Regions from separate parts of the Homo sapiens genome. Here region 2 is linked to region 1. The links are chromatin loops, found by intact Hi-C in ENCODE. Cell type or tissue: Calu3. All regions are shown on one strand. Links, peaks and the distances in the headings refer to the core of each region. The heading gives the core; the rest is flanking DNA.

Region 1 (16,301 bases), core at 3,907-11,906:
TGCTGATGCCAGTGCTGACTCCAGGAGCAGCTGTGTCTCCCCTATGGACCCAGTGCCCAGTAGCCCTGGCTTTTGGGCTCTGCTGTCACCACCTGCTCTGTCTGGTTGTCCCTGCAGCCCTACGGATGGTGGTGGCTTCCTGCTGCAGCTCGTATCCAGGTCATCTCACCATCCCATTTAGCTTCCCCACTCTTCCCTCACCTAGGGAACCAGTTCCACATATTAAATGCCCTCTTTGAAATGCCTAGAGTGGTTTCTTTTTTCCTGGTTAGAACCTAACTGATATAGATGTTAATAAATTACCTAAATTCTACATATGAGAAAACTAAGGCTCAGAGAGGTTAACAAACATACACAGGCCTGGTCATTCAGCCCATGCCTCTTAACCATGAAGCAATCTTGCCTCAAAATACAAATAAAGGCTTGGTGCGGTGGCTCACACCTGTAATCCCAGCACTTTGGGAGGCCGAGGTGGGAGGAGTGCTTGAGCCCAGGAGTTCGAGACCAGCCTAACCAATTTTTTGTAGAGACATGGTGAAACCCTCTCTCTGCGAAAAATACAAAAATTAGCTGGGCGTGGTTTTGCGCACCTGTAGTCTCAGCTACTCAGGATGCTGAGGTTGGAGGATCACTTGAGACTGCGAGGTGGAGGGTGCAGTGAGCAGAGATTGTGCCACTGCACTGCAGCCTGGGCAACAGAGGAAGACTGTCTCAAAAAACAAACACACAAACAAACCAAAACAACCCCAAAAAACAAAAAAAAGTTGTCAAGTTGTCAAGTAATTAATGAAGCAACTCAAATTTGGACACATCAGACTTGGACACATTGTGCTAAGAAAACTTTTACTATACTTGCATCTTTGCTAGAAGACATGTTTTAGCAAGCTGTGTATGTGTCCTTCCCTCCCTCCCTCCCTTCCTTCCTTCTTTCCTTAATTTCCCACCCCCCATCTCTCTCTCTTTCTTTTCTTTCTTTCTTTTTTGAGACAGAGTCTCCCTCTGTTGCCCAGGCTGGAGTGCAGTAGCACGATCTCAGCTCACCTGCAACCTCTGTCTCATGGGTTCAAGTGATTCTCCTGCCTCAGCCTCCTGAGTAGGTGGGATTACAGGAGTGTGCTACCATGCCTGGCTAATTTTTTTTTTTTTTTTTTTTTTTTTTGCATTTTTACTAGAGACAGGGTTTCACCATGTTGGCCAAGTTGGTTTTGAACTCCTGACCTCAAGTGATCCACCCACCTCGGCCTCCCAAAGTGCTGGGATTACAGGTGTGAGCCACCGTACCCGGCCAAGTTGTGTGTCTTTGATTAAGCATCATAAAACTGCGTTAATTACCTCACAGGATGATTCTAATATAAAATACAAGGCAAATACAAGGCAAGACTTAGCCACTTGGGTTCTCCCAAGAAACCATGCCCTGGAGGTGGAGTCTCAATTGTGCCATAAAGTTTATGTGGGAGTACCCATATAGGGGATTCTGTATATCTTGTTTTGGTTCAACCACAAGTTTGACAAATATTTTTGAAAGCTTGCCATGTGCTAGGCACTATTCTAGGCCCACGGATTTAGCTGTGAACAAAATAGACAAAAAAAAAAATTACCCTCAGATGCAGCCCACTTTCTGTATTGTTTTGTTTTAAACATCTATATTATTAAAAATGCTATTTCTTAGGAATCTCAATGTAGAGATAGAGTCTTAAATATCAATTGCACTTTAAAAAGTGTCATATGGTTGTTCTTCAAGAGCATTCTTTCTAGAGTTTAAAAACCAGGAAATACAGAACTTACCTGTGGGTTGAAGAGGGGAAAAGAAGGTGGAATGTTTGTCCTTGCAGGAGGTGATACAGTGAACAGGTTAAGAGCATGGCCTTGGAGTCAGACTGTCCAGGTTCGAAGACCCATGGCTGCACTTACCAGCTGTGCCACCTTGGGCAAGTCACTTAAGTTCTCTAGACCTCAGTTTCCTCATCTGTAAAATGGGGATGGCAGTACTGGCAAACTTAACACACAGAGTTCTTGAGAGGATCAAATGAGGATACATGTAAAGTCCTTAGAATGGTGAGAACAGCTAACATGTATTATTTTCACTTTGCAAGGATTAATTGAGATAGCAAATTTCATGGTGGTCCCTCAGGCCAATTCTTGAAGCTTTAAACCGAATAGTTCCATTAATGTGGATAATCGATCATTTTCCTTAGACTCCCCACCTTTGGATTCCTTTCTTCTCATTGTTAAAAATTGTCCCTGTCTTTCTCTTCCTCGTCACTCTCATATCCTTGTGCTGAATAATGAATAATGTCCCTTCTTCTGAAGTATTTGCACCAATGAATATGCTTTTTTATTTGGGCTTCCACCAATGAGGTTTTATTGTAGTTTAATTCAGTCCAAAGAGCTTTTCTTAAGTATCTACCATGGGCAACTGGATCACTGAGACATTCACTGAGGTGACCGGAAGAGGACTCCAACTTAGTCATAATTTACACAGAGCCAAACTGTCTCTAGCCATCTTTATCATTTATATTTACTGATTGTTTCTTTTACTTCATTCGTGATCCACCTAGCACCAGTTTTTAGATCATTTATTCAACAATCAAGCACTTTCTGTGTGTTCAGGCACTTTGCTGGTTTCTTGGGGTACAGAGGTAAACAAACAGGCATGATCCCTGCCTTTCCAAGCATCTGAGGGGTTGGATAGTACATTTGGTTGCATGAAAGAACATTCTTTTTCTTAAGCAGTGAATTTCCCCTGCCCCACCCCCATAGGCTATGGGAAGGTCCACTGGGCGTATGGAGAGATATTTCAACACTGGGAAGGCTAGAAAGACAGCGCAATGTGAAAGTGAACTTTGCAAGCATCATCTCCACAGTGTCTCGGGATCCTCAGAGCTGCTTCTTTCTTGGGAGAAGTGGGATGGGCTTTTGCACCCTGGCCATGGACAGTGCTGATGGGTTAGAGAATGGTATCCCTCCGTGTGCTGGAATCCAATCAGATACATTAATCTCCTTGGGGGACAAATCAAATTAATCCTCTCTCCAGATGGCAGCAAAGTGACAAGAGTGCAGAGATTAAAAGAGATTGTGAGGTTATACGGTGACAGCACCATCAATCGGGTTAGGAAACCCAGCACTCTATTTTCACCAAAGGTAAATGGCACCATCTCATTTTTTGCAAGTCTGATAGGTTTGGGGTCCTGGAGAAAAGCCCATTCCTATTCACTTCCCTCAATTTGACCCTTTCAATTTCAGAATTTCTATTTCTAAGGAACTATTTTTATTTATCTGTTAAATACTATTTCTTTGTGTTTTCTTTCTCCCTTCCCTCCTTCCTCCCTTCCTCCCTCCCTCCCTCCCTCTCTCCCTCTCTCTCTTTCTCTCTTTCTTTCTTTCTTTTTTTTTTCCACAGTGTTGCTCTGTTGCCCAGGCTGGAGTGCAGTGGGCGATCTCAGCTCACCGTAACCTTTGCCTCCTGGGTTCAAGTGATCCTTGTGCCTCAGTCTCCCAAGTAGCTAGGATTACAGGCATGCACCACCACTCCTGGCTAATTTTTGTAATTTAGTAGAGATGGGGGTTTCACCATGTTGGCCAGGCTGGTCTTGAACTTCTGAACTCAAGTGATCCACGTGCCTCAGCCTCCCAAATTGCTAGGATGACAAGCATGAACCACTGCACCTGGCCTGTTAAATGCTATATTGATCTCTTTGTGCCAAAACTCTTCCCTGATGTTATCATTTTTATTTTTATTGAATTTTCTAATACATTGTGGCCTCTGGGTTCCTGGGGAAGCAGATCCCGACTCAGAGATTGGCATTGCTGCTTAAAGTGTCCTGGGGGTCTTTTCTTCTCACTGGCGTCAACGCTGTGTGGGGAAGGGGAGGCTGGCGGCAGTGCAGTCACAGTGTGTTGTGACTCAGCCCTAGCTGACTCCATGGCTCGAAACCTGGAATGGCCCTTTTGAGTTGTCCCTTTTTGGGAAGAAACTGGGCTTTTATACCCCGAAGTCAACCAGCCATTGCTGCAGGCTGCCCCAGGATGCGGGCACGACCTTGGGCAAGATGGCTTTCCTCAGCCGAGCCGCTGGGAGCTGTCAGCTTACAACCCTCCCCGGGGAGACAGCACCTTGGGTCCTGATGGAGAAATCTGGGTGGCACAGCACAGCATTCATGACAAACATTTAGCAGAGACCCTTAGGATAAGCTGCACTTGAGAAACTCTTTCTTGATGCCATCAATGACTTTTTTTTTTTTTTCCTTGAGACAGAGTCTGGCTCTGTCACCCAGGCTGGAGTGCAGTAACTTGACCTCAGCTCACTGCAACCTCCGCCTCCCGGGTTCAAGAGATTCTCCTGCCTCAGCCTCCCAAGTAGTTGGCATTATAGGCGGGCACCATCACACTCTGCTAATTTTTATAGTTTTAGTAGAGACAGCATTTCACCATATTGGCCAGGCTGGTCTCGAACTCTTGACCTCAGGTGATCCACCCGCCTCGGCCTCGCAAAGTGCTGGGATGGATTACAGGCATGAGCCACCTGCCTGGCCCATCAATGACTTCTTAATGATCTCCTCCAAAGGCATACTTAGTTATCCTTTATCTCTTAGTAGTGTTTGACAGTGGCTTTTCCATCTTTCTCAATATTTTTGCTAAAATAACATGTCTCTTCCTGATTTTCTGATGCTTTCCTCTCTTTGGCCTCTTTTCCTTTTTCTTTTTTTTTTTTTTTGAGATAGAATCTCACTCTGTTGCCCAGGCTGGAGTGCAGTGGCGTGATCTCGGCTCACCGCAATGTCCGCTTCCCAGGTTCAAGCAATTCTCCTGCCTCTGCCTCCCTAGTAGCTGGGATTACAGGCACCTGCCACTGTACCCGGCTAATTTTTGTATTTTTTTTTTTTTTTTTTTTTTTTTTTTTAGTAGAGATGGAGTTTCACCATGTTGGCCACACTGATCTTGAACTCTTCACCTTAGGTGACCCGCCTGCCTAGGCCTCCCAAAGTGCTGGGATTACAGGCATGAGCCACCATGCCCGGCCTCTTCAGCCTCTTTTCTAATCCATAACTATGGTCATGTCTCCTAAATTTCATTCTTAGAGCTCTTTTTTTTCAGCCACTTCTGTCTTAGTTATCTGTCATCTCCATGGCTTCAAAGATAGCCCCCAAAGGAAGAGGTTCCAATCCATAAGGATACCCTTGATCTCTCTTCTGAGCCCTAGTCTGACATTTCTAATCACTTGTCCACTTCAAACTCAGTATGCCTGAAATCCAACCTGCCCTGCCTCTCAAACCAATTTCCCATCCTGAATTCTCTTTTTCTCTCCTTTCTACTGTTTTCCTAATCATTACGCTTGAGATCTCATGTTCATCTTGAACCCCTTTGTATGCTTCATTTACCATCTTGTTGTCATCAAACCTTCTAAGTTAACCTTCCAGAAATACTGCCCCTTTTATTTTGTTTCCACAACTGATATGTAAGTCACTATCACACCACATCTGACCTACTGCAGTAATAATGATTTCGGAGACATTTCTTCCTTTTGAGTAGTTTTGGTAAATTACCTAACACTGATGTAAACACCTTCTACACAACATTGACACACATTTATTCCTCATACCAACCCTATAAGGAAGGTCCTATTATTAGATCCATTCTACAGGTCATAAAACTGAGGCACAGAGAAAACCAAGGCACATGCCAGAGGTCACACAGCTAGTAAATGACACCAGAATTCTGAACCCCAGCAGCCTGGCTCTAGCGCTTGTGCTCTTAACCATGAAGCTAAACTGCCTCAAGCTGGTGCTTGGCTGCTGGTGACACCACCTTTTTCATCTTCATTATTATTGCTCTTGTGTACAAGCCAGAACAATCCTTCACTGTCTCTCGTAAGTTTAATTTGAAGTGTGCCTATCTTATTTTCCCAAGTTGATTGAAAGCTCTCTGAGGGCAGAGACCAAGATATTTTATTCTTCTCTGAACCTTGTTGTAAACAGCAGGAATTTCAGTTTGGTGAAATTCATTGATTGAATTGTTTGAAATATGATGGCAGTAGCCTCCAAAATGGGCCTCTCAGATTTCACACTCGCAGTTAGTTCTTGTTGCACACAGAATGGTCTATTTAGAATGGAAAGCAAATTTAGTTAATTCTCTGTTCAAGCCTCTCCGTGGATTACTGTAAAATCCAAAATTCTTACCATGTAAGGCTCCGCATCATTGGGCTCAGCTCATTTTTAAGTTTCGGTTCATCGCTCAGCTACCGGGGCCTTCTGCACTGCTAACTGCTCCGTGCACTCCCTGACCCCCGCCCAGCTCTCACACTCGCTCCGCCCCTTTCCTGGAAGCCCCTCCTACCAATTTCTCCCTCTTCTTCATTTTATTTATTCAGTTCTTCTGTCTAAAAATACATCATCCTCCCATCACTCTTTACTTCCTCTCCCTGCTGTGCTGTGATTCATAGTTTATCTGTTAGTATCAATTTCTATGTGACATTATAGTTTATGGTTATTTGGTTTTCTTTTCCTTTTTTTTTTTGAGATGAAGTCTTGCTGTGTCGCCCAGGGTGCAATGGCGTGATCTTGGCTTACTGCAACCTCTGCCTCCTGGGGTTCAAGTGACTCTCCTGCCTCAGCCTCCCGTGTAGCTGGGACTAAAGGTGTGCACCATCACGCCCGGCTAATTTTTTGTATTTTTAGTAGAGATGGGGTTTTGCAATGCTAGCCAGTCTGGTCTCGAGCTCCTGACCCCAGGTGATCCGTCCGCCTCGGCCTCCCAAAGTGTTGGGATTACAGGTGTGAGCCACCGCGTCCGGCCATTTGAATTCTTTTTTTGCAGTGTAAACTCCAGTAAGGCAAAGACCTGTATGTTTTGTTGAACAGATTATCCCCAGAGCCTAGAACAGTGCCTGGCACAGAGCAAGCCTCAACGAATATTTGCTGCATGAATGAATGACCTGGGGGGAAAATGAGGAGTTTGAAATGATGGCCATCGGGTCCATTCAGGTCTCTTCCTCCTTCAGCCAGCAGGGGGCTCTAGGCTCTAGAATTCAGAGGCGTAGACAGGCACCTTCACAGTGGTTTACCTGAAATCCCGCCTCCTAAAGCCAGAAAAATCCGCCTCCTTTTTCCCCTCCAAGTAGGATTGTGCCAACCCAGGCAAATATTGAACCTTGTGTTAACAAAGTTTTTTTTTATAGGTGGTCCTTCAAGGATTTCTTGGTTTTGGGTTTTGAAATGTGTAAGGTTTGCTGCTAGCAACTCCACATTTTTTTATTCACTCACAAAGACACATGGTCATAAATAAAATGCATGGAACCAGCGAGACAATAGCACAGCAGTAATGTCATTTTATGTAAGTACTTAAACACCGCAAATTAAACGGCTGACTGAATGAAGCCCATCAATTATATTTTGTGTTTACATCCTTTTGAAAGGAATACATCTCTCTCTGTTTTTGTTTGTTTTATGTTTGTTTTGTTCTGACACCTTCTCAATTACCTGGCACTATAATATTTCTTGTTGCGGACAGATGTCAGAAATACATTGGTAAATATAACATCTTCTTTTGGAAAATAAAACTCCCACTCCCTACTTAAAATAGGTGGTTTTAAAATTTGTATCAACTTAGAAATTGAAAAATCCCTGCTGGAAGAAATCGCTAGTGCATTTGAATGGACTTATTGTCTCTGGTTCATTTCCTTTAGAGTAGATTCTGGCAGGAGTGCCAGACTTATTGCCAAGACAAAAAGAACTATATATTACAGCTCCTGTCCTGCCAACACTAAGTAAAGCTAGTTTGGCAACACTTAACCATTGTTGAGAAGGCCCAAGTATAGTCATAAAAACATTAATATGGCTTATATTCTGTTACTTATGTCTGTTTCTGCACAAATGGTCCTCAAATTTGTACACAGAAAATTTGCCTCCCTCATCAGGCAGCAGTTTCCTGGAAAAACCACAGTAACCTTCTGTACATGAACCAGAGTAGATGGATTCCTGTAGAGGAAGGAGCAAAGAGGAGCCCATGGGAAAGGACGGCTCACCTCTGTGGAGAAGGCTGCCTATCAGTGTTTGTAACAAATAGACCCCTCACTGCATTAGTTTCCAAACAGGGAAATCTATTTCAGTCCAGACACTTTTATTTCTTTCTGGAAAAGAAATAATTGAAATTGCCAACTCTAGGCAGGAGAGAATGCATTGTATGGCTCATAGGGACTGAAGAAGCAGATTAGAAAAGGTGTGTGCTGAGTCTGGTGACCTAACTCAGCAGCTTTTGGCTAAAGGGGTTCCTTGGAATGCAGGGCTTCCTAATTGTGTTAAAATAAAATGATACGCTTAGTCAATAGTTAATGTTTGCCCAGTGTGGGCAGACTTCCTTACAAGGTAGTGTGTGTGGGTAACAATAACATCAACAGAATAGACAGAAGTCCTGCCCTCAGAGAGCTTATGAAACTGTGCATATATTAGGTTGATGCAAAAGTAATTGCGGTTTTTGCCTTTTTTTTAAAAAAAAAAGAATGGCAAAAACCGCAATTACTTTTGCATCAACCTAATAGAATATCACACACTTGAAAGAGGCTTAAGGTCATTATGAAGCATGATACTAATGACTGTGACCCCAGACTCAACTTCTTCAGGAAGGCGTAAATCTTGATCCTGTTTTTTGTTTTGTTTTGTTTTTTTTTTTTTTTTTGAAACAGAGTCTCACTCTGTCACCCAGGCTGGAGTTCAGTGGTAAAATCTCAGCTCAATGCAACCTCTGCCTCCCAGGTTGAAGCCACTCTTGTGCCTCAGCCTCTTGAGTAGCTGTGATTACAGGTGTGCACCACCACACCCAGCTAATTTTTGTATTTTTAGTAGAGATGGGGTTTCACCATTTTGGACAGGCTGGTTTCGAACTCCTGACCTCAGGTGATCTGCCCTCCAAGGCCTCTCAAAATGCTGGGATCACAGGCATGCGCCACCACATCTGGCCCTCTTGATCCTGTTTTTAAAAACTGAAATTGGGCTGAAGCTTGGGTATATCTGGTCTCTAGAAAGCATACCAGAATTCTGTGTATTCCGAAGTATTTAGGAACATGGCAGCCCTCCTGAGCACAAAGGCACTGCTCCCCAAGTGAGATCCGGAGGGGCGAGTGTACGTTTGGTCTCTGTATTTTAATAGGTATTAAACAGCCATTCACTCATTTTCCAAGGTGTTTACTGAGTACTTAGTATATACGAGCCAAAATGCGAGGGCCCTCGAGTTACTTCTGATTGAAAAGAGGATATGACGTGTACATAAACTGCTAAAATTGAATGGACACAGGGATGAGGGTCTCGAGGGAGGCATGTATAAATGGTGAGGAGTTTGGGGAGGGTGGATGACTCATAGATGAGAAGCCTGGGGAGGTTGTCAACGGCGGGTGCATCTTTTTTTTTTGAGGTGGAGTCTCGCTCTGTCACCCAGGCTGGAGTGCAGCGGTACGATCTCAGCTTACTGCAACCTCTGCCTCTCGGGTTCAAGCGATTCTCCTGCCTCAGCCTCCCAAGTAGCTGGGATTACAGGCTCCCGCCACCACGCCCAGCTAATTTTCATATTTTTAGTAGAGACAGGGTTTCACTGTGTTGGCCAGGCTGGTCTCGAACTCCTGACCTCGTGATCTGTCTGCCTTGGCCCCTCAAAGTGCTGGGATTACAAGTGTGAGCCACTGCTCCTGGCCAGCAGGTGCTTCTTATAGGACAAATAGGACTTGACCGCTTTGGAGATGGGCATGAGCCTGGGCCAAGTCCAAAGCTGTAACAGGCTGTGAAGCTTTGTTCCCTTGTCTTTGAGTATCAGATGCCCAGCTAGAACTCCATATTAATAAATTAAACACAGGAGATCGGTTGAACCTTCAGTCAAGCATCTTCCCACATTCCTAATCCTCTGCCTATCTAACTTCAGGAATATTTCTTCACATTATTTTAGTTGAAGGGCTCAAAACTTATTTCTTCTAGTAGGAACTGGTGAATAAATGGTGTCTATTTCCGAGATTCTTTTGTATCCTCCTTATAGACCATGACCACTCATGCTCACATGATCACCGGCCTTTCCCCAGATGCAGCATGGCCCTGTTGTGAACGGAATGATTGTGAACGGAATGATGGCCAAGGAGCTTTATGCTTCTGCACCGCCAGCTCACACGATGGTCCGTGTATTGCCCCGTGGAAAACCGGGGGTGGAAAGCTGTCTCCACGTTCTGCTGCCGAAGCAGCAAGCTGATTCACACATCTTGAAGGCACAGTGGAACATGGAAGGGTGCATATGAGACTTGATTTTGAGGATGAAACTTCCTGTCTGAATCGCTAAGTCTCCCAGCAGGGGTGTTAATGTCCCTGTGAGATGCAGGCTTCCCACAGACACACCCAGGTTGCGAGTGGGTTCAACATGGTCACAGGAGCTTCAAATGGTAAGATGGCAAGATCTGGTAGCATACTGAGACCACCAACCAGGAATGGAGGCTTGCTCCCAAGTAACTAAACATGGACTTGTCTCTGACACGGAAACAATGTGAAACACAGAAGGCTTTTGAGACTCAGAGGCACTCCAACAATGATACTTGAAAACCAGAACAGAGTTTGACACAGATGGATGCTTTCCAAATGTCATGTCATTTTTTCATATGTCAAGGGCGACCCAATGTTTGCTTCCTGTTCCCTAGGTGGGTTTTCCATGGGGACTGCTTCTAACCCCCAATCCCCACACACTCCACCTGGGCTGAAACTGCTGCCTCTTTTCCAATATATAGAAAGAAATGTGGCTCCACCCTGCATTTCCGTAAGACTCAGCTAGTTACAAATTTAGAACCTTGGAAACAATGATAAAACATTCTTCAAGAGAAAATAATCTCCAGGTTTTGTTTCATTATCTGTGAGACTATTCAGTGCTACATCTGCTGAAGGGCATAAAATCCATATTTTTGTTTTAAAAATGGGTCTACTTTGATGCAGCACCCAAATTTAATTACTCTTAAAGCTTTTTAGGATCCCAGATGAAAGATGCTACTGCAGTGTAAAGTTCTAATATTATTTATTTCCCTAGTCATCAACATTAGTTGGTTTCTCCTTTCTTGAAACCTATTTATCATTTGTATAAATATAGTATTTGGGGAGCTTCCTGCATTAGATCATCTCCTGTCGTTTCAGTGCCCTTGATGTTCATTACGCTTTCCTGGTGAGGCTTGCTGAGACATTAATGCAGTGACCTCTCCCATTTTAATATTGCTAGAAGGGCTTTAATGTTACTTATTGCTATTGAGATGAGATTTGACAATTATTTTTCTTGTTTTTGCCTCATGTAAAATACAATCTTCTTTCCTATAAGGGTGACCAGACTTTTCTCCCGATGTCAATACTGTCATTCACAAACATTTGTTCTTTCCTCCTATAACGCTAAACATTGACTAGGTTCTGGGGCTGCCAAGCAATTCTGGGGCTCTTAACCTTCTTCAAAAGCCAGCTCAGATTGTGTCTCCTCTGAGAAGTCACATCTGGCATGTCTTCCCCAGCCACCCACCTTGCCTAGTATAGTGGACAGTCTCTAAGGCACTCCCATGACCCTGTCTCCTGGCATTCACCCTTCATCTCCTCCCCTTAAGTGTAAGCAGCATGTGTGACTTGCTTCACATTAATAAAACATGGCAAAGGAGATATCACTTCCATGGTTACATTACATAAGACTCTAATATCTATCTTGCTGAGGAACTCCCTTGCTGGCTTTGATGAGCAAGCAGTCATGTTGGGGAGGCCCACGTGGCAGGGAACTTGACACCAGCAAGAAGAAACTGAGGCTCTCAGTCCACCACCAACAAGGAATTAAATGCATCCAACAACCTTGTAAGCTTAGAAGCAGATTCTTCCACAGTTAAGCCTTCAGATAAGGACCCAGCCCTGGCCAATACCTTGATTGAAGCCTTACAGAGGACCCAGCTACATGGATACCTACCCCCCGTGGATACCTACTCCCCGTGGGTACCTGCAACTGTGGATAGTACTGTACCCCGCATATACTATGCTTTTTTGACCTGATAACCGAGACAGCTACTAAGTGCCTAGCAGATGGGAAGTATATATGGTGTGGATACACTGGAAAAAGGAATGATGCATGTCCTGGGCAGGAGGCAGCGGCATGGTGCAAGATTTCATTATGCTATTCAGCATGATGCATAATTTAAAACTTATGAATTATTTCTGAAATATTCCATTTAATATTTTTGAACCACAGTTGACTATGAGTAACTGAAACCATGGAAAGTAAAACTGTGGATAAGTAAAACTGTATTGGTTTAACCTGCTAAGTTTGTGGTAATATTGTTATACAGCAATATAAAACTAATATATGTAGCTAATTTCTGCCTTTTCTATGGGCTCTATGTATATTGTGTATAGCTCAGTTACTGTATTTAGATTGTACTATAATCTTTTTTTGCATGTTCAGACTTCCCATATACAATGAGGACCATAATAATAACTATTGAAGCGGAGTAGAGAGGTACATAGAATCTCTCAAATATGCAAAAAGAAAAAGGTAGTTTGCTTTTATTTTCTCTAACTACTCTCATCTTAGTCTCAAGGCCCCATTTTCATGAGGGCTGTGTGTGTGGGGAGGAGCTGTTTCTCTTCTTTGAAAGCCTTTCTCTTATCCTTTCTCTAGAGGCATAGGGAAGGTTTACCCATCCTCATGGCAGTAGGGGAGGATGGCTGGTTCAGGTGATGGTCCTTGTGCTGTTGTCTGTGTTCATGCTGACCTCCTCAGAATTGTGAATTAATCATCTCATTTCCAGGCATCCTGCTGGCATCTGCTGTTGAAGGCTGCAGCTGACATAACTCATGGCCTATCCTTTGGCCTGATCAGGAGCTGGTAGGCTTCTTTTCGCTGATTGAGCTCCACATTGACCCTTGCTGGCTGTGCAGATGCTCTAATCCTCTTCCATATTCTCCATCCAATTCTGGCCTGGAATGTCCATTCTGTGGTCTCTGCTACGGATCACTTTCACACTAGCCTTGCCAGCCATATGGCAGTTCTCTTGGCCCTCAGTGGTCAACTAGCTTCTGTGTCACTCAGTGGGAGAGCCCACTGGACCATCTGAATCCCCTTCATTCTACAAAGGAACTGGGAGAGACGTGGAACACTTTGTGTCACATCTTGACAAAGGAATACCCTGTGAGATGGTCTTGTTCCACAGTTTCAGAGAAGTGGCACAAGCCCCATTCACTTTCAGCTTCTCTCTTATTTTGGATTATGTTCTTCTGGCCAGTGTAAGGCCCAAGGTGGAGGCAGTGCTTAGTCTCTGAGAGACTCAGGTAGCGTCTTCTCTTTGCCTCCTTCTCTGCAAATCTCTCTCTATTACCACCACTTCTCCTGGAAGGGCTTCAGATTCCTCATTCTCCCTGGTGGGAACTCACCCTTACGTCATTTCCTTCTGCTTTCTTTCCCTACCCTAGACGGGACTTGCCCTTTCTTCCCTGGGACACTAAGCCTCATGGCTTAGCCTTGATGATATGCAGGCTTCAGGAAAAAAATTGCTTAACAATTAAGAGAGATGCATCAGAAGTGAATTGAAAAATATTTTCTTTAAAAAATTATGTCATAAAGGAAAAGATGAATATATTTTACTCCACTGACTTTAAGAACTTATGTTCATCAAAAGATTCCATAAAGAGATTGAAAAGACGGGCCCCAAATTGGGAAAAGGTACTTGCACATGTATAGCTGACAAAAGGTTAGTTTCCAGAATACACAGAGTATGCCTTAGAATAGAGCCGAAAAAGACAAATGACCCAATAGAAAATTAGTTACGGGACACAAATAGGAATTCTCCAAAAGCATGAATGGCCAATAGACATATAAGATGATTTTCAACCTTATTAGTAATCAGGGAGATGGAAGTTAAAATCACAGTGAGATACTATTTATACCCATCGAATTGGCAAAAAATGTAGTCTGATATTTAGTGTTGGGCACAATGCAGACTCTCATATATGGGATTTGGAGTACAAATTAGAACAACCACATCAGAAAACAAGTTGTCATTACTTAGGCAAAGTTGAATGTATGCACATACAGTAATTCCGGTCAGAGATCCTGAGAAACTCTTGCATCGAAACACCAGGAGACCTGCAGAATAATGTTCACAGCAAAGATTTGGAAACAATTGATATGACCATCAACATGAGAATGAATTAATAATTAAGTTGTGGTATATTTATGCCATACAATGCCATTCACCAGTGAAACGAAATGAATGAACTACAGCTGCACAGTCAATATGGATGAATCTCAAAAGTGCTTTGAGTGAACAAAGGAAAGTCACAGCATGAGGCAGAAAAAGCAAGCATGAGTCCTTTTATCTAAAGATTGAAAGCAGGCAAACCCAAGCAATATTTTCTTCCTTTTTTTTTTTTTTTTTTTAAACTGAGACAGGGTCTCGTTCTGTTGCCCTGGTTGGAGTGTAGTGACATGATCTCAGCTCACTGCAACCTCTGCCTCCTGGGCTCAAACCATCCTCCCACCTCAGCTTCCTGAGTAGCTAGGACCACAGGCGCCCACCACCACACCCAGCTAATTTTTTGTATTTTTCATACAAAATGGGGTTTCATACAAAATGGGGTTTCACTATGATCACCAGGCTGATCTAGAACTCCTGGGCTCAAGCTATCCACCTGCCTTGGCCTCCCAGAGTGCTGGGATTACAGGCATGAGCCACCATGCCTGGCCCAAGCAATATTTTCTTTAGGATACAAGAAAAAGAACATAATAAGACACGAAAAAGATTACCTCTTTGTGGGAGAGAAATTTGGGGGAGAGGCAATTAGGAATGGGCAACCCAAGGCTTCAAAGGTCATGGTAACTTTCCATTTCTTAAGTCAGTTTATTTTATGTCTTCATTGTACAAGGCGCCATAGTGGTGCTGTACATAATTATTTTTAATTTCAGCAATATTCATGAAAGCTAGGCTCTTTTTATTTCTCTGATGAGATCAGGTGCATTCAGGGTGGTATGGCTATAGACTTTTTAAATTCCTTTGAGATGATGAAACTAAGCTGCATGAGGGTTAAGTGATTTGAACAAGGGCCCACAGGAAGTAAGAGCAGACTAGAGAGGTTGAACCCAGGTCTGTCCCAAGCCCACATTCTATACATTTGATCATTCTGTGTCTCTGAAATACAACCTATATTTTACTAATCTCTGCACTCCTGTGCCCAGCTCAGAGTCTGGCATGTAGAAAGCATTCCTTAAACATTAGCAATATGCTGTTTCCTCATCCCTTGTTTTCTCTTTTAGATAATTTTAACCATTTTACTTAGGTAGAAATTATTATAAATGACTGTCTTAGTCCAGTTGTGTTGCTATAACAGAATACTACAAGGTAGATAATTTATAAAGAAAAGAAATGTATTTGGCTCACAGCTCTGGAGGCTGGGAAGTCCAAGGACATGGTGCCATAATCTGCTTGGCATCTGCTGAGGCTCTTATTGCTGTGACATTCCATAGTGGAAGGCAGAAGGGCAAGAGAGCTCAAGAGGGGGCCAAACTTGCTTTTATAGCAAAGCCACTCTCATGATGACTGAACCCACTCTCACCATAATGACATCAATCCACTCCTGAGAGCAGATCCCTCATGGCCTAATCACCTCTTGATGGTTCCACCTCCCAATACTACTACAATGACAATTTAAATTAAATTTAACAATTAAATTTCAACATGAGTTTTTGAAGGGATATTCAAACCATAGCAATAAGACTGGGCTTTTGGTATTTTTTTTTCCCTGCATGTCTCAGTGGAGTTCTGGTTGTCAGATACCCAAATGTCTCTGGCTAATTCAAGAAAAAAGGAATTTTTGCAAACATGTTGAAAACCTGTGCAGATAGAGTTGAATCATCAGGTCTTGGGTAGAAGCAGGCAGCAGGAATGACAGAACATTCTCTTTGTGGCTCTTTCATTAGAGTGACTCATTCCTATTATTTTTGCCCCTGTGTTTCCTTGTTTCTGGGAGGGTGAGTGGTTGGCCTCTCTGGGTTACATGCTCATCCTTTGGATGAGAAGAGACAATGTGACTGGCCATCCTACCAAGACCACATGGGATGGGGGAAGGACTAGTCTCTCCAGAGGTAAGGTAGTTGCTTATTACCCCTGAAAAGAGATACTCCTATTTCCCTGCTCACAGGACAGGCCATTGAGAGTTAGAAGAAGAAACATTAATTCTTCACCATCACTCTTGGAGGAGGGGCTTAGAGCATTGGCAGCAGCATCTTCATGCTGGAAAAACACTTAGAAAGTTTTTTGTTTTTTTTTTTTAAAT
Region 2 (16,301 bases), core at 3,071-11,070, 65 kb after region 1:
AGTAGAGACAGAGTTTCACCGTGTTAGCTAGGACGGTCTCGATCTCCTGACCTTGTGATCCGCCCACCTCAGCCTCCCAAAGTGCTGGGATTACAGGTGTGAGCCACTGTGCCTGGCCTACGTGTGTAAAGTATTTTTAAATACCATATATGCTGTTGCAATTTTGAGATTATTATACTGAATTTTGAAAGCACTCACTGCTTTGTTTAAGAAATCTTATAGATGTCCATCAGCTGTCTTAGGAGTAAATTAGCCAGATTTTCTTCTGGAGCATAAGTGAGCTATAAATATTATCTGAGACTTGAATTACACAGTCTGAAAATATTAGGGTGTTTGCCTCAGTTTCCTCATCCATAAAATGGAGGAAATAATCCTACTTTATAATTTTGAGAAGTGAGATAATACATGAAAAGTGCTTAATGAGTATGTAAGAAGTGTCAACTGTACAAGGTGGCAGGAAAGGGTCATTACATGATGGTTCTGAGAAGAGGAGGGACCTGAGCTGGCTGATGCAGAATGCACTGGATGGGGAGGGGCAGGGGAAAGAAAAGGGAGTATTTGGAGACCAGGAAGCCAGTCAGTGCAGTCATGAGTTGTTCACGGAGTGTTTGGTGAGCTTGTTCATGGTAGTGAAAGGCATTGGAAGATAAGGCAGGGAGGGTGGGCTGAGACCAGGTGGTAGGGGCACAGAGGAGTTTGCCAAGAAGTGTGGGCTTTTGAAGGCAGTGAGGAACCACTGAAGGTTCTGTGTTCAGAGTGAGATGATCAAAGCCAGGCTGCGTTTATTGTTCTTCCAGGCAGCCATGACCCTCGAGCCATAACAGTTGCATTCCATACCCAACGCTTTGATCTTGACCATTGCCGCTGTTTATCTTTTGGGGAGTACCTTAGATATTTACAAAGTGCCATGTAATCAGTTTCATTAGTCCAGAGATAAGATTAATTAGATGTTTAAGGCAAGTCAGGACTGGACTTGGCTTTGAAAACCTCAGGCATTAAAGGAAGGCTCAAATGGTGATTCTCTCTGCAAATCTGTGAACTTGTGATTTCCTCAGTGATATTTTTACTATGCAGAACACCATACCAAGAGTTCCTCCAGTTGGTAAAGCCTGGTTCCTGTCTTCAAGAAGCTTACAACCTTATCAAGGAGGGGTGGAGTGCTGCTTTAATACAAAATGGAGTGCAGACATATCTTGTTTTGTTGCACATTGCTTTAACACACTCCACAGATGTTGCACTTTCTACAAATTGAAGCAACCCAAATTTGTGGCAACTCTGCATTCAGCAAGTCTGTCTATGCTATTTTTCAACAGCATGTGCTCACCTCATGTTTCTGTGTCACATTTTGATAATTCTCACATTATTTCAAACTTTTTCATCATTACTATATTTGTTACAATACTGTTGGTGATCAGCTATCTTTGATATTGTTATTTTAATTGTTTTTGGGCACCATGAACTGCACCCATATAAGACAGTGAACTTAATGGATAAACGATGTGTGTATGTGACTGCTCCATGCATCAGCCACTCCCCTATGTCTCTCCCTTTCCTACGGCCTCCCTATTTCTTGAGAAACAACAATATTGAAATTAGGCCAATTAATAACAATGGCCTTTAAGTGTTCAAGTGAAAAGAAGCATTGCACATGTCACTTCAAATCAAAATCCGGAAATGATTAAGCTTAGTGAGAAGAACATGTTGAAAACTGACATAGTCCAAAAGCTAGGCCTCTTGCACCAGTTAGCCAAGTTGTGAATGTGAAGGAAAAGTTACTGAAGAAAATTAAAAATGCTATAGTGCTATTCTAGTGAACACATGAATGATAAGAAAGCCTTACTGCAGGCTGGGCGCAGTGGGTCACACCTGTAATCCCAGCACTTTGGGAGGCCGAGGCGGGTGGGTCACGAGGTCAGGAGATCTAGACCATCCTAGCTAACACGGTGAAACCCCGTCTCTACTAAAAATACAAAAAATTAGTCAGGCGTGGTGGTGGGTGCCTGTAGTCCCAGCTACTCGGGAGGCTGAGGCAGGAGAATAGCGTGAACCCGGGAGGCGGAGCTTGCAGTGAGCGAGACTCCGTCTCAAAAAAAAAAAAAAAAAAAAAAAAGGAAAGCCTTATTGCTGATATGGAGAAAGTCTGAGTGGTCTGGATAGAAGATTAAATCAGCTACAACACTCCCTTAAAACCAGAACCTAATTTAGTGCAAGGCCCTAACTTTCTCCAATTCTGCAAAGGCTGAGAGAGGTGAGGAAGCTGCAGAAGAAAAATTGGAAGCTAGCAGAGACTGGTTCACGAGATTTAAGGAAAAAAGCCATCTCCATAACATGAAAGTACAAAGCAAAACAGCAAGTGCTGGTGTAGAAGCTGCAGCAAGTTCCCCCGAAGATCTATCTACAACCATTGATGAAGGTGGCTACACCAAACAGCAGATTTTCCATATAGGTAAAACAGCCTTCTATTGGAAGAAAATGCCATCTAGGACTTTTATAGCTAGAGAGAAGTCAATGTCTACCTTTAAAGGACAGGCTGACTCTCTTGTTAGGGTCTAATGAAGCTGGTGACTAAGTTGAAGCCAGTGCTCACTTACCATTCTGAAAATCTTAGGAGCTTTAAGAATTTATTCTTACTTATTTATTTATTTTTAAATTTATTTTTATTTATTTATTTTTTGAGACGGAATCTCGCTCCCTCGACCAGGCTGGAGTGCAGTGGCGTGATCTCGGCTCACTGCAAGCTCCACGCCATTCTCCTGTCTCAGCCTCCCGAGTAGCTGGGACTACAGGCGCCCGCCACCGCGCCCGGCTAATTTTTTTGTATTTTTAGTAGAGATGGGGTTTCACCGTGTTAGCCAGGATGGTCTCGATCTCCTGACCTCGTGATCCGCCTGCCTCGGCCTCCCAAAGTGCTGGGATTACAGACTGAGCCACCGTGCCCGGCCAAGAATTATTAATATACTCTGCTTGTGCTCTAAATGGAACAACAAATCCTGGATGATAGCATATCTGTTTACAGCATGGTTTACTGAATTTTTAAAGCCCACTTGTAAGACCTACTGCTCAGAAAAAAAGATTCTTTTCAAAATATTACTCATTTACCTGGTTCAGCCTATATTTTATATAAGTCTATAAATAAGGTGTTTGAAATGGTCACGTGAACCAAATAAACGGATTTTAAATCAAAGTGCTATTAGGATGATTAACATAGTTGTTAACTTGTCTTCATTGCCTTGGAGAATTCTGAAGTCTTCAGTTTTATAGAAGAATCCATAACAGTTATGCACATGATGAAGGACCTCCACAGTAGTGATTAATTCAAGGATCATTTCTATAAAAGGTACTTTTGGGGTATAAAACTTAGTACACTCTGGTAGATCTCATTCAGGGTTCAGTTAGAAAAAGCTAAACCAGCCGGGCATGGTGGCTCATGCCTGTAATCCTAGCACTTTGGGACATTGAGGTGGGTAGATCGCTTGAGCCCAGGAGTTTGAGACCAGCCTGGGCAATATGGTGGACCCCTGTCTGTACAAAAAATACAAAATATTAGCTGGGCATGGTGGCATGCGCCTGTAGTCCGTGCTACTCAGGAGGCTGAGGTGGGAGGATCACTTGAGTGGGGGGAGGTTGAGGCTGCAGTGGGCGGTGATTGTGCCACTACACTCCACCCTGGGTCATAGAGCGAGACCCTGTCTCAAAATAAAAGAAAAGACCTTAGATATTTTATGTAGGAAGAAGTTTAATGGAAGGAATTAGAAGTTCATTAAAATAAAAAAGTTTAAAAGGCTGAAGGAGCAAAAGTCACGGGAGGCACCGTGAGCTTTTAGGTTCACCCATACAGTCTTACTCTGAGAAACTGCTGCCACCACTGAGATGAGGAAAACAACAGAAAACTGCTGCCCATGGTCACCGCTGGTCATAGCCGTCCTGAAGCACCCAGGCTGATAACTAGGAAGCGAAAACTTAGAAGTTGCTGTGAAGCTCACATCTGCTAAAGCTTGAACTTCCGAAACTTGCACAGGGGCATATCATTGGCAGAATGTATTTATATACAGTTTTAAGAACCGTGAAGGAAATGGAGATGGACATGTAGCAGTTGCCAGACTTCCGGTCCCGGGTTATAGGAAAAAGTATTGAAAGGGGTAGGGGGTGAATGTGGTGGCCAAAAATAATAGCCACCAATAAAAAAAAAAAGAAGCACGGAATAATATTCTCATTTTACAGATGAGGAAACTGAGGCATGGGATGCAAGTAATTTGCCCAAAGTCACATAGTATAAGATTCAAAACCAGGTCTATCTGATTTCAGAACTAGAGGTTTTTAACCCTTAATTATACTGGGGGCTATCTGTTACAGGGCAGATAGCCCAAAAACTTAGTTTGCTTCCTTGGCTTTGACCAACTCTCATAAGCTCACATTCTACTAGACTACATAATTTAAAACAGAACTGTTAAAAAAGGATTATTTTGGCAACTTCTTATTTGGTGGTATTTCCAAATTTGCTAACCTTTTCAAGTCCTTCCAGAAAATGTGATGTGGTTAGCTCTTGCAATTATGGTAAAATTCCTAGATAAGAAGTCTTGGTTTGATGATATTTTAGGGAGTAGGTGAAGGATATTTGTGCCAGAACTCCTAAGTCCAGGCTTTAAGCCAAATTATACCACAGATAACATCTATGAAATCTCTAAAACATGCCCAATTTTTCTTCTCTGTTTTACTCTTTGAGTGCTGATATTGTTTGGCTGTGTCCCCGCCCAAATCTCATCTTGAACTGTAGTTCCCATAATTCCCACATGTGGTGGGAGGGTCCCGGTGGGAGGTAATTGAATCATGGAGGTGGTTACCTCCGTGCTGTTCTCATGATAGTGAGTGAGTTCTCACGAGATCTGATGATTTTATAAGGGGCTTTTCCCCCTTTTGCTCGGCACTTCTTGCAGCCGCCTTGTGGAGAAGGAAGTGTTTGCTCCTCCTTCTGCTGTGATTTAAGTTTCCTAAGGCCTCCCCAGCTCTACGGAACTGTGAGTCAATTGAACCTCTTTCCTTTATAAATTATCCAGGCTCGGATATGTCTTTATTAGTGATGTGAGAATGGACTAATATCAGTGCCTTGTCTATCTTGGCTGAAATAAAGTTTTAAGCAAAGGAACAAAGTTGACATTTACTGATTATGATCCCCCTGCCCCCCGCAAAGCCAATATGCTAAGTAGAGATAATGCATATTCAGTATAACTCATTTATTCATTCGTTAGCAAATACTATTACTATAACCTTGCTGAAGACCAGTGGGGATTCATTCATTCATTCATTCAACCAATATTCCTTGTGCTGTGTACTGGTTATTCACTTATCATCCCATTTCCCCATGTTCACACAGATCCAGTCTCCTCCCTTCTCTGCCCTTCGCTGGCCCCCAGCAGACTGCTTCCGGCATTATTGGGGTCTGCTTGCTTGCTGGCTTCCATTTGGGTTTGTCTAATGGGAGGAACCAGCAGGCAACTGAAGGGCAAGAGAAGCAGAGGCAGTGTTCCCTCCCTGCTCCCCCTGATTTGTGATGGTGGGTGTGGGCCTTCATGACTTCCGCTTTGGCTGGGCAGCCATGACTCTATAGTCTCCACTCTTGCTGGGTTCCACTGACACTAATTCCTCCCCTTGTCCCTTCAGCCCTAGGGGTGGCAATGGCTTCCCACTCTTGCTGGTCCCTGGACACCTCACTATTCCTCGTGTATCGCAGTAATCTTGCCTTCACTTCTGAAAGGAGCTGCTTCATTACATTTCCTTCATTTAATCCATCTGGAGTATCTGACGCTCCTGAAAGACCATCAGAATAATCAGCTGATCAAACAAAGCTGAGTTTATTATTTACTATAATAAGGGAAAGTATCACCTTGGTGGAGACTTAGTAGTGTGTCAGAAGAAAAATAGTCATTGAGTTTTGGGGCCTGAGTTCAAGTGGTTTAATTTTAATCAGTAATCTGATTAGAATTAGGCAAAGTTTATGATAAAATTGTTTAGAGTTGATGGATGCAACAAAGAAGAGAGTTTTAAGGTGAGACTTCATGAATAACTGTTTGATAGGCAAGTAGATTTGCCCAGGTGAGTGACCTACTGTCTTGGGAAGGGGACTGTTTACCTGTATGAATAACCTATTGTCCTGAGAAGATGGCTGGTTGAGCAGTCTATTTTTGATAAATGAGTATTGGAGGTATCTTATTGGTTTATGGCCTTATCTTCCTGAGCCAGAATTTCTTTGAACAAATAGTAAAGTCACATTGATATAGAGGCTGTAATCTTAGTGCTAATAATTAAGCCGTGGGGCTTCAGACATCTGACAGGGAATTTAGTGCCCACTTGTGGTCATTCTTCAGCCTGAGTTGGAGGCTAGACCATTACCGTCTGGGAGTGTGAGCATTGTGGATCCCCACTGCTGCTTGAGTTATGATTGTGTATCGGGCTTCTGGGGACGGTTATTTCGATCTCTGTAGGTGCCAGGTTTTCAGGTTCTTATTGATGGGTGATCATTTGTTAGCTCACTTGATGAGACAATGGCTGCAGAGCAGCATTAATGATTCTGAAGATCACAAATGTAAATATTGCAACACAAACAAACACTAAGAGAAGGATTATGGTCAGAGCTTATAGTGCATTTCCGTACTAGGAATCAAGAGTGCTCAAATTAAAACGAAAGAACAGATCTCATTCCTAGTCTGAATAGTCCTCAGAACCAGATAGGAGGATATTAGCTAAATCACCTAATTTTATATTATCTTTTTCTTCTGATCTTTTCTAGTAATAGCAAAGAACCCAGAGAGTTCTGCAGGGATGTAAGGACATTCTTCTACTAATGCAGCCCCTGCTCCCCATCAAGAGGCTGGTATTAGATCTAAAGTGGCCCTATTTGACAGATGATGGGAGAAAACAGCTTGGAATAAAACATTATATTGGCTTAGGAGGAAAACAGAAAGGGCTGTGGTTCAGCCTGGAAATAAAAGCTGGATTTGATTAAGAAGCTGTTTTCATTATGGGTGGCTTAAGGATGCCAAAATTAGCAGGGAAATGTTCTTTCTTTTTACTTCTAATATTTGCTCCTTTAGTCCTAGTACTTGTAATCTGCTCCATGGTGAGACTGTTTCTGTATCTACATTTTTAAGGCATTTTACACTAGCCTCTCGTATGGCCCTTCTAACAGTAATGTGACAGTGTTTAATTGTAATTATTTGCTTCCTGGTCTGTCTTCCAGCTGGACCTGTGAGGTCGTCAAGGGCAGAAAGTGTGTCTTAATCATTGGGCTCCTGCAGCCCTTAGCCCAATGCCTGGCATGTGGGAGGTGCTCAGGAAGGCAGTTAGTGACCACTGCGGTCCTCTATCTCTGTAACCCACTGTTACCTAGGGCTCAAGGGCAGGCTGGGTCCTCAGCCTCTACCTACCATGGAGAAGGAATTTGTCACTTTTCTTGATTCCTCAAATTAAAAGGTACCAGAGAGAAATGAACGTTTTTCCTGAGCTTATTGCTCTTGCTGGTGGTGAGAGTTCAATGCACAGCATTCTGAATGTCACTTCCATGAGGCAGGTCACCTCTCCTAGCATTCCCTCCTCGCAGCAAGTGCACCCCACACTCTGCCCCAGCAGCTGTGCTGGAGAAACCACCTCTCCAGAGGCAGCCTCACCTCCTCCATACCTTCAGCAAACAAAGGCCCTCCTGATTACCAGGGACTGCCCTCCTGAAAATGAGGCTAAAGGCCTGTAAATAACTAATGAGTTTCCCCTTTCACAGTTTTTTCCCTGTCTCACTTAGATGTCCAAGTGGCCTTTGCTCTGCTCCAATTCCCTTCCCCTTTCTTCTTCTCTTGTTAAATTGCTGCTTACCCTTAGAGACGGATGTGGGTTATCACACCTCCTTAGTGGGAGAATGAAAACAATAGACATTCATGCCCTGCCTACCATGTGCCAGGCACTTTCTCTAAGCACTTGAGATGTATTTACTCATTAAATCCTCATAACGACCTTATAAAGTAGGTGCCATTTTACAGGTAAGAGAACTGAGGCATAAAGAGCCTCCTCCATATCCTCACCAACACTTGACATGGTCAGTCTTTTTAATTGCAGCCATTCTAATAGATGTGTAGTAGTATCTTGTGATTTTTATTTTGTATTTCTTTAGTGACTAATGATGTTGAGCATCTTTTCCTGTGCTTATTTGCAGATCCTTTGTGAAGTGTTCTTGATTTTCTTTGTAAAGGATCTGATCAAATCTTTTGTTCGTCTTTTATTGGGTTGTCTTTTTTCTTATCGTTGAGTTTGGAGTGTTCTTTATATATTCTGGGTATAAATTCTTTATCTGATAGATGCTGTGCAAATATTTTCTTCCAGTTGGTGGAGTACCTTTTTATTCTTTTAGTAGAAAAGCAAAAGTCTTTAATTTTGATGAAGTCCAATCAATCTATTTGTTCTTTTATTGGTTGTGCTTTTGTTGTCCTAAAAAGCCTTTGCCTAATCCAAGGTCACAAAAATTTTCTCCTGTTTTATTCTAGAAATTTTATAGGTTTAGGCTTTCTATTAAGTCTATGATAAATTTCCAGTTAATTTTTTAATACAGTGCAAGATATAAATCCAAATTCACCTTTATTTTTGCATATAGATAGCCAATTGTTCCAACATCATTTGTTTAAAAGGCCATACTTTCTCCATAGGATTACCTTTTTGTGCCTGCCCAAATCAGTTGTCCATATATGTGTGGATTTATTTCCAGACTCTCTGTTCTTTCCCATTGATCTGTCTCTCTCTACATCAAACACACCATTTTGATTACTGTAGCTTCATAATAATTTTTGCAATCAGTGAGTGTTGTCCTTTTAATATTGTTCTTCTGGTTGGACAGGATGGCCTACACCTGTAATCCTAGCACTTTGGAAGTTCGAGATGGGCAGATCGCTTGAACAATATCGATTCAAAAAAATTTTTTTGTTCTTTTTCACACTTATTTTGGCTAAGTCATTTGCATTTTCATATGAACTTAAAGTCAACTTGTCAGTTCCTACATAAAAAGATTGCTGGACCAGACACAGTGGCTCACGCCTGTAATCTCAGCACTTTGGGAGGCTGAGGTAGGTGTATTGCTTGAGCCTAGGAGCTCAAGACTCACCTGGGCAACATGGAAAAACCCTGTCTCTACCAAAAAATACAAAAATTAGCCAGGCGTGGTAGTGCATGCCTGTGGTCCCAGCTACTTGGGAGGCTGAGGTGGGAGGATTGCCTGAGCCCAGGGAAGTCAAAGTAGCAGTGAGCCATGATCATGCCACTGTACTCCAGCTTGGGTAGCACAGTAAGACCCTGTTTAAAAAAAAAAAAAAAAAAAGCTTGCTAGGATTTTAATAGCAATTACACTGAATCTATAGATCAATTTGAAGAATATTGACATGTCAACAATATTGATTCTTCTAATCCATTTGCTATTTATTTAGGTTTTTAAAAATTTCTTTCAGACATGTTTTATGGTTTTCAGTGTATGGGTCTTACATGTCTTTTGTCAGATGTATCCTTAAATATTTTATATTTTTATGCTATTGTGAATTGTATTTTTTTCAATTTTCATATCTGATTGTTGCTGGCATATACATGTATAGTAGATTTTTATATATTGCTCTTGTATCCTGCAACCTTGCTAAATTTACTTACTGGTTCTAGCAGGTTTTGTTTTGTTTTTTTTTGTAGATTACATTGGGTTTTCTATATAGATGATTATCTGATGTTTTATTTCTTCCATTCTAATCTGGATGAATTTTTCTTTTATTTTCTTTTTTCTTCACCTGATTGCACTGATCAGAACCTCCACACAGTGTTGAACAGAAGTGAGGAGAGTGAACATAACAGTCTTGTTCTTAATCTTAGAGGGGATGCATTCAATTCTTCAGCATTAAGTGTAGTGTTTTAATTAAGTAGATAGTTTTTTAATAGATGTCCTTAGCAGGCTGAGAAAGTTTCCATCTCTTCCTAGTTTGCTGAGAGCTTTGATCAGGAATGAATGTTAGATTTTGTTAAATGCTTTTCCTGTATCTACTGAGATGATCATATGTTTTTATTTTTAAATTTATTAATCTCATAAATTACATTGAATTAATTTTCAATGTTAAGCCAGCCCTGCATTCTCAGGATAAACCCCACTTGGTTAGGATGTATTATCCTTTTAACATATTGTTGGATTAGATTTCAGAATAATGCTGACCTCAGAGAATGAGTTGAGAAGTATTTCTTCCTGTTCAATTCTTTTGGTAGAGTTTGTGTAGAATTGATATTATTTCTTCCTTAAGCGTTTGGTAGAATTCACCAATGAAGCCATCTAGGCCTGGGGTTTTCTTTTTGGGAAGATTGTAAACTACAATTTCAGTTTTTAAAATAGATACAGGGCAACCAGGCATGGTGGCTCATGCCTGCAGTCCCAGCACTTTGGGAGACCAAGGTGGGCAGATCACTTGAGGTCGGGAACTCAAGACCAGCCTGGCCAACATGGTAAAACCCTGTCTCTACTAAAAATAGAAAAATTAGCTGAGTGTGGTGGTGCTCACCTGTAATCCCAGCTACTCTGGAGGCTGAGGCAGGAGAACCACTTGAATTTGGGAGGTGGAGGTTGCAGTGAGCCAAGATCACACCACTATACTCCAGCCTGAATGACACAGTGAGTGAGACTCCATCTAAATAAATAAATAGATAAAATAGATACAGGGAGAATCAAGTTATCTATTTTTCTTGAGTAAGCTTTTGTAATATATCTTTCAAGGAATTTTCTATTTTATCCAAATTGTTGAGTTTATAGGCATAAAGTTGCTTTAAATATTCCTTTATTGTTCTTTTAATGTCATAGAATATATAGTTGTGCCACCTCTTTCATTCCTGATATTGATCACTTGTGTCTTCTCTTTTATGGTCCTCATCACTTCTGGCCATAGGTTTGCCAGTTTTATTGATCTTCTCAAAGAAGCAGCTTTTGACTTTACTGATTTTCTCTATTATTTTTCTGGGTTTTTTTTTTTTTTTTTGACAAATGAATTTTTTTTTAGAGGCAGAGATAAGGGACAGAATGAAAAAAATCTTGATAGTTTCCAACAGATTCTGTCCTTGGTTCTGATATATTCTTCTTTTTTGCTTAAACTAATTGTATTAGTCTGTTTTCACACTGCTATACAGATACTACCTGAGACTGGGTAATTCATAAAGAACAGAATTTTAATTGACTCACAATTCTGCATGGCTGGGGAGGCCTCAGGAAACTTATAATCATGGCAGAAGGCAAAAGGGAAGCAATCACCTTACATGGTGGCAGGAGAGAGCGAGCTCAGGGAAAACTGCCACTTTTAAACCACCAGATCTTATGAGAACTCCCTCACTATCACCAGAACAGCATGGGGGAAACCGACCCCATGATCCAATCACCTCCCACCAGATCCCTCCCTCATTTACTCCCTTGACCTCTTATTTTTCTCTCTCTTTTTTAAAAATTAGAGACAAGGTCTCAATATGTTGCCCAGGCTGGACTGGAACTCTTGGGCTCAAGGGATTCTCTCACCTCAGCCTCCCAATTAATTTGGACTACAGGCATGTGCCACTGTGCCCAGCTGATTTTTCTTAGTTTTAAAAGATGAGAGAGCTAGGAATTTTTTTAGCGTTTCTCAAACTATAGAGAAACGCTATAAATAAATAAATACATAAATAAACGCAATTTTATTTTTTTAAATTTCTGTGTTTGAAACACATTTTACTCTTCTGAATTCTCTTCTGATTGTTGTTCATGTGTATTTATACATCTTGCCTGGTCATTCTTTAAAAAAACCTGTATTTCTGTTTGGGGCCAAACATTGTCTTATGAAGATTTCTATGTAGTAAAAGTCAACAGAATTTCGGATTGTTGCAGCTATGTAGTACTTAATTGTGTTAACATGTAAATAGCTTGATTTAATACAGGACAATAATTTACACTACAGGAACTTTTGGAATGACCATCTCTGACAAGGTGAGTGTTCTGCTTGGTCAAGCACTTTGCAAATGTTAAAAGCTGACAATTTATGAAGTTAGACAGTTGAGGAAAATGTTTAGAAGAGCAAGGATTGGCTATCCTACCCTTGGAGCCATACTAAGTGGTTTCTGTCAAAAAACTGAGTATCAGACTGGGACATAGGCACTCTTACGTCCTGAAGGGAGGCTCAGATGAAGGCTGTGGCCAGGAGGATTGAAGTCAAGGGGAGAAGAGTCTGGAGCCACATTATGTCAGAGCTAGGAACAATCTTGAGTATCTCCTAATAGAATTCAACACCCATTTTACAAATTGAGGAGACTGAGGCTCAGGTGCTGACTTTCGCTGTTTACATGAAACAAGTTACAAAACTTGGATCTTCTGATGAAACATTCTTAGCTTGATTTGGAAGTTTTAGGAGGTAAAGCCCTGAGGGCACCAGAAACGCAGAAGAGGCAAGAGAATACAGAAAGTATGCAGTCTAGAAAGTTCAGACTTAAGTCAGGGAGTGGGCCATTTTTTATGGTCAAAATGAGAGAGGAAGTTTGAAATACAGAGATCCTTCAACCTGAAAAGTTGACGCAGTAGATGTAAGATAACCACAAGTGGGGCAAAGAGTTTTGGGCCTAGATGACCCCTTATACCGATGGAGCTGGGATCAAGTCATGAGCTCGCCCAAATTTGCAGGGAAGCCTTGGCTGAGGAAGGAAAGGTGAATCCTTCCACTTCGTGGTTCTGACACAGAGACAAAAGCAAAGAAAGCTCTGGATTGGTGGGGACAGAGGGGGGAACAAATTTATTCTATCACATAGGACTGCCAGATAAAATACAAGATGCCCCGTTAGATTTGAGTTTCAGACAAGCCATGAATAATGTTTTAGTGTAAGTACGCCCCATGTAATGCTATAATCATAAAATACTATGTAATATATAGTACAATAAATAATAATAAAATAACCATTATGTGCGGTTTATCTGAAATTCATATTTAACTGGGTATCTAGTTTCTTTAAGTCCTAAATCTTACAACTCTACTATTATAGCCAGAGAAATATGATCACTTTCTGTGGTGGTATAGGTTCAAAATAAGGATTTTTGGAGCCCTGTAGCTCTTTCTGGCATCTTGACACCCTACGTGCTTGCACTCATCAAATATACAAACATTTGCTGGAGTTTCACCTTTGGGGTTGAATAAGTAGGTTGCAGTTTTATAAAGGACTCCGTTGCTCAGATGGCTTTCAGGCTGAATGTTCATACTTTTATACAACTCTGTAAGTTTACAGAAGAGTGAAAGTTCACAAACCGGTTACGGAGCCTGCAGATGGTTAAAAAATTGTTCCCAGTGTGGAAAGGCTACGAGATGATCAAAGGCCTGCAGGACAAACACTTCCTGCCTCCAGCAAGGAGCAGCTGCTGCTCTAGTTATACAGAAAGCTGGCTCAGGGTTCACTGGCACTCAGCTCAATTGATGTAAAAACATGCGTGAAAAAGAGAGAGAAAGAGCAAGAGAGAGAGAGATGGTAGTTTACTCCAACAGATATCTATTCTCTATTAATTTACAGATGAGGAAACTGAGGCACAGGCGATGACTTTTCCTGTTTATATAATGCAGGCTACAAAACTTGGATCTTCTGATGACACAGTCTTAGCTTCTAATTCTTTCAAGGAGAATTAGTATGCAAAAATCTAAACTTTGAATGTAAGCACAAGAGTCACTGGTCCTACAGGCAAGGCGGTACCAGCATGCTGCTTGCAGCTTGGTTTGTGGCAGGAAAAACAAAGAAAAAGAAAAATATGGAACATCCATCTAAAGGGGCATGGTTAGCAAATCATTATATAGTTACACTATGTAAATATTTGATAACCATGGCTGTTACTAAACAGTGAGATGGAACCATATGTAATGATCTGAGGGATATCTGTTCTACCTTGCTAAGTGACAGAAAAAATAAAGGATAATGTGTATAATCTAATTGGTTATAATAAGAATGAAAACAAGAGCTGCAATTCCATCAAAAACTCAGTGAGTATATGTGTATGTCTGTATATATTTTTGTGAGAAGAGTGTAGAAGAATCTGCCTCCAACCATCAATATTAATCACATGAGGGAAAATAGCAGCTGAAATATTAGGGAGTTGGTAAGAAGATTATTAGCTGTTTTTTTGAGACAGGGTCTTCTTGCTCTGTCACCCGAACTGGAGCACATTGTCGCAATGACGCTTCACTGCAGCCTCAACCTCCCAGGCTCAAGCAATCCTCCCATCTTAGCTTCCTGAGTAGCTGAGACCACAGGCACATGCTACTATGCCCCGCTAATTTTCATATTTTTTTTGTAGAGATGAGGTCTTGTTATGTTGTTCAGGCTAGTCTCTAACTCCTGGGCTCAAGTAACCCTCCTGCCTCAGCCTCCCAAAGTGCTGGGATTACAGGTGTGAGCTGGGATTACAGCTGATTATTAGCTTTTTGTTGGTACCTCTCTGTATTATTTGGCTTATTTAAATAAGTGTGCATTATTATTACTTATGATTTTAAAAAATCAAAGAAAATATAAAAAGTTATATGACATGTAGGTTTAAAAAATTTATTGCTGGGCTTTTTAAAACAGTAGACTCCCCACCAAACTCCTTATTTTTCATTTCACTTTATCCATTTAAAATATGGTTTAATTCACAAAATTTTGGTTGATAAACAATTCTTTTCCAGGAATAGACTTCAGCACTGTAGTATGCTTATACCTTTTATCTGGAAGCTAACCAGAAATAGGATTTTGGCTTACTGGAGAAAATGCTGGATGATATGAGAATGCTGAGATGGGTTAATGGTAACAAAATGAGCTGTCACAGGAATCCCAATACAAATGCTGAGGCTCAACACTGTGAAGTTGCCGAGCAGGAGCTCTGGACATCTTCCATGCAGTGAAAAGATAGTATACGTTGGCATATATTAGGTTGGTGCAAAAGTAATTGTGGTTCTTGCCATTAAAAGTAATGGCAATAACAATGACTTGTAAGCTTTGCTTTTAGTGATGGGTCTAATCTCTGTTTGCATCATCCCTTCATTCAGCCAGAATCTGTAAGCTCAGTTTTTGAGGTCCCTATTCTCAGTACTAATCAGCATGCTCATTTGTTTTATAGGTTGATCCTATAAGCCTATAAAACAAATTAAGCCTCTGCTCTAGAAAGTTCTATGTTGTTAGATTCAAGAACAAAAAGCACTGCATACTGTTTATATATGTAAATATTTTATATATTTAGTTGAACATTTATATATTTTTTTCTTTGTGTTTTCTACAATCATCACAGATTCTTTGGGAATATATATATTGTTACACATATAAAATGTGTAACAATGTGGCTAATGGGAAAAGGGTGGATGTTTGATACAGTTGGTAGGTAAGTACAATGAATGTTATTACCTTTGTATCTCCTTTAATTGCCAGCTGAAGTATTGAGTTGGTTTTGGGTAAGAGAAGACTTTCTGCTTCTAATTTATTGCAGATTACTAAATTTTTTAGGCACCTGCCCAGTCCACAAAATTTCAAGGAGAGGATGTCAATACCAAAACCCAACCTACCTAGACAGTTACTGTGAATAAAATGGGATAAAATGTATAAATTGCTCTGAGATCCTTGGAAATGGCTATATCAATCCAAGGAAAAATTGCTGTTGCTAATTAGTAGCCCTGTTGGCCTCAAAAACAAAACAAGTAAAACAACCGAGGTATATATTTAACAATATTCTATTTTGCATTCATCAAAGGTATTTGTCATTTATGTGAAATTTGACAGGACACATAAGGACTCTGGGCTTTCTCTGGAGGAAGTGCCAGGGCTCTAGGGATGAACTTGACCCACTGCAGCCTTTTAAAGAGTGCAACACAGAGCATCTCATACTTTGCTTTCCTTCAGTGTGGTGGGACTGGACCTGACCTGTTTGATATGCAAAAGTCCCTTTCCCCTGAGGGCCTTTCCACAACTTCCTGGAGGTTGTGCTTCTGGACCAGACCACTTCTCAGTACATCTGCATGATTTCTAGAATCAGATTTTGAATCCATGGCTTAAGAAAAGAAAATTCCTTTGACTAAACTTTTGGAGGAAATTGAAATATATACTGCTTTTAAAATGCACTTTACACATGTGAACCCATTTTATGGACATACCAAGATAACACTGGAATGTACGTAACTTTGTTTACTTATAAAGTTGCTAGATTTGGTATTTTTGAGACTAAAAGAACTGCAGATATTTTTGTGAGAATGTGGGCTTTCTTTCAATCGCAAAGTCCAAGTAAAAATTTAATTTAT

The links. Peaks named below come from ENCODE experiments on the same cell type or tissue, not always from the same donor. Only the 100,000 strongest peaks of a DNase experiment are listed, where the experiment ranks them.
Region 2: it touches region 1 in a loop (5-fold over the local background); 7 of 110 quality-filtered maps call a loop at or near these places.

Annotation. Positions count from the first base shown.
Region 1 is chr7:26,052,571-26,068,871 of GRCh38, reverse strand. LOC105375199 (a long non-coding RNA gene) reads left to right here. Exons shown (of 7, transcript XR_927114.3): 3 at 7,175-7,329; 4 at 10,058-10,408. Among named protein-coding and RNA genes, the nearest start is that of NFE2L3, 91 kb to the left of the region's middle. In Calu3, for the core only: a CTCF peak has its summit at 6,984 (motif pointing right); a DNase peak (open chromatin) is centred at 7,011.
Region 2 is chr7:25,986,385-26,002,685 of GRCh38, reverse strand. The region is part of intron 6 of LOC105375199 (a long non-coding RNA gene); the gene reads left to right. Among named protein-coding and RNA genes, the nearest start is that of MIR148A, 45 kb to the right of the region's middle. In Calu3, for the core only: no CTCF peak of the experiment used is centred there; a DNase peak (open chromatin) is centred at 6,355.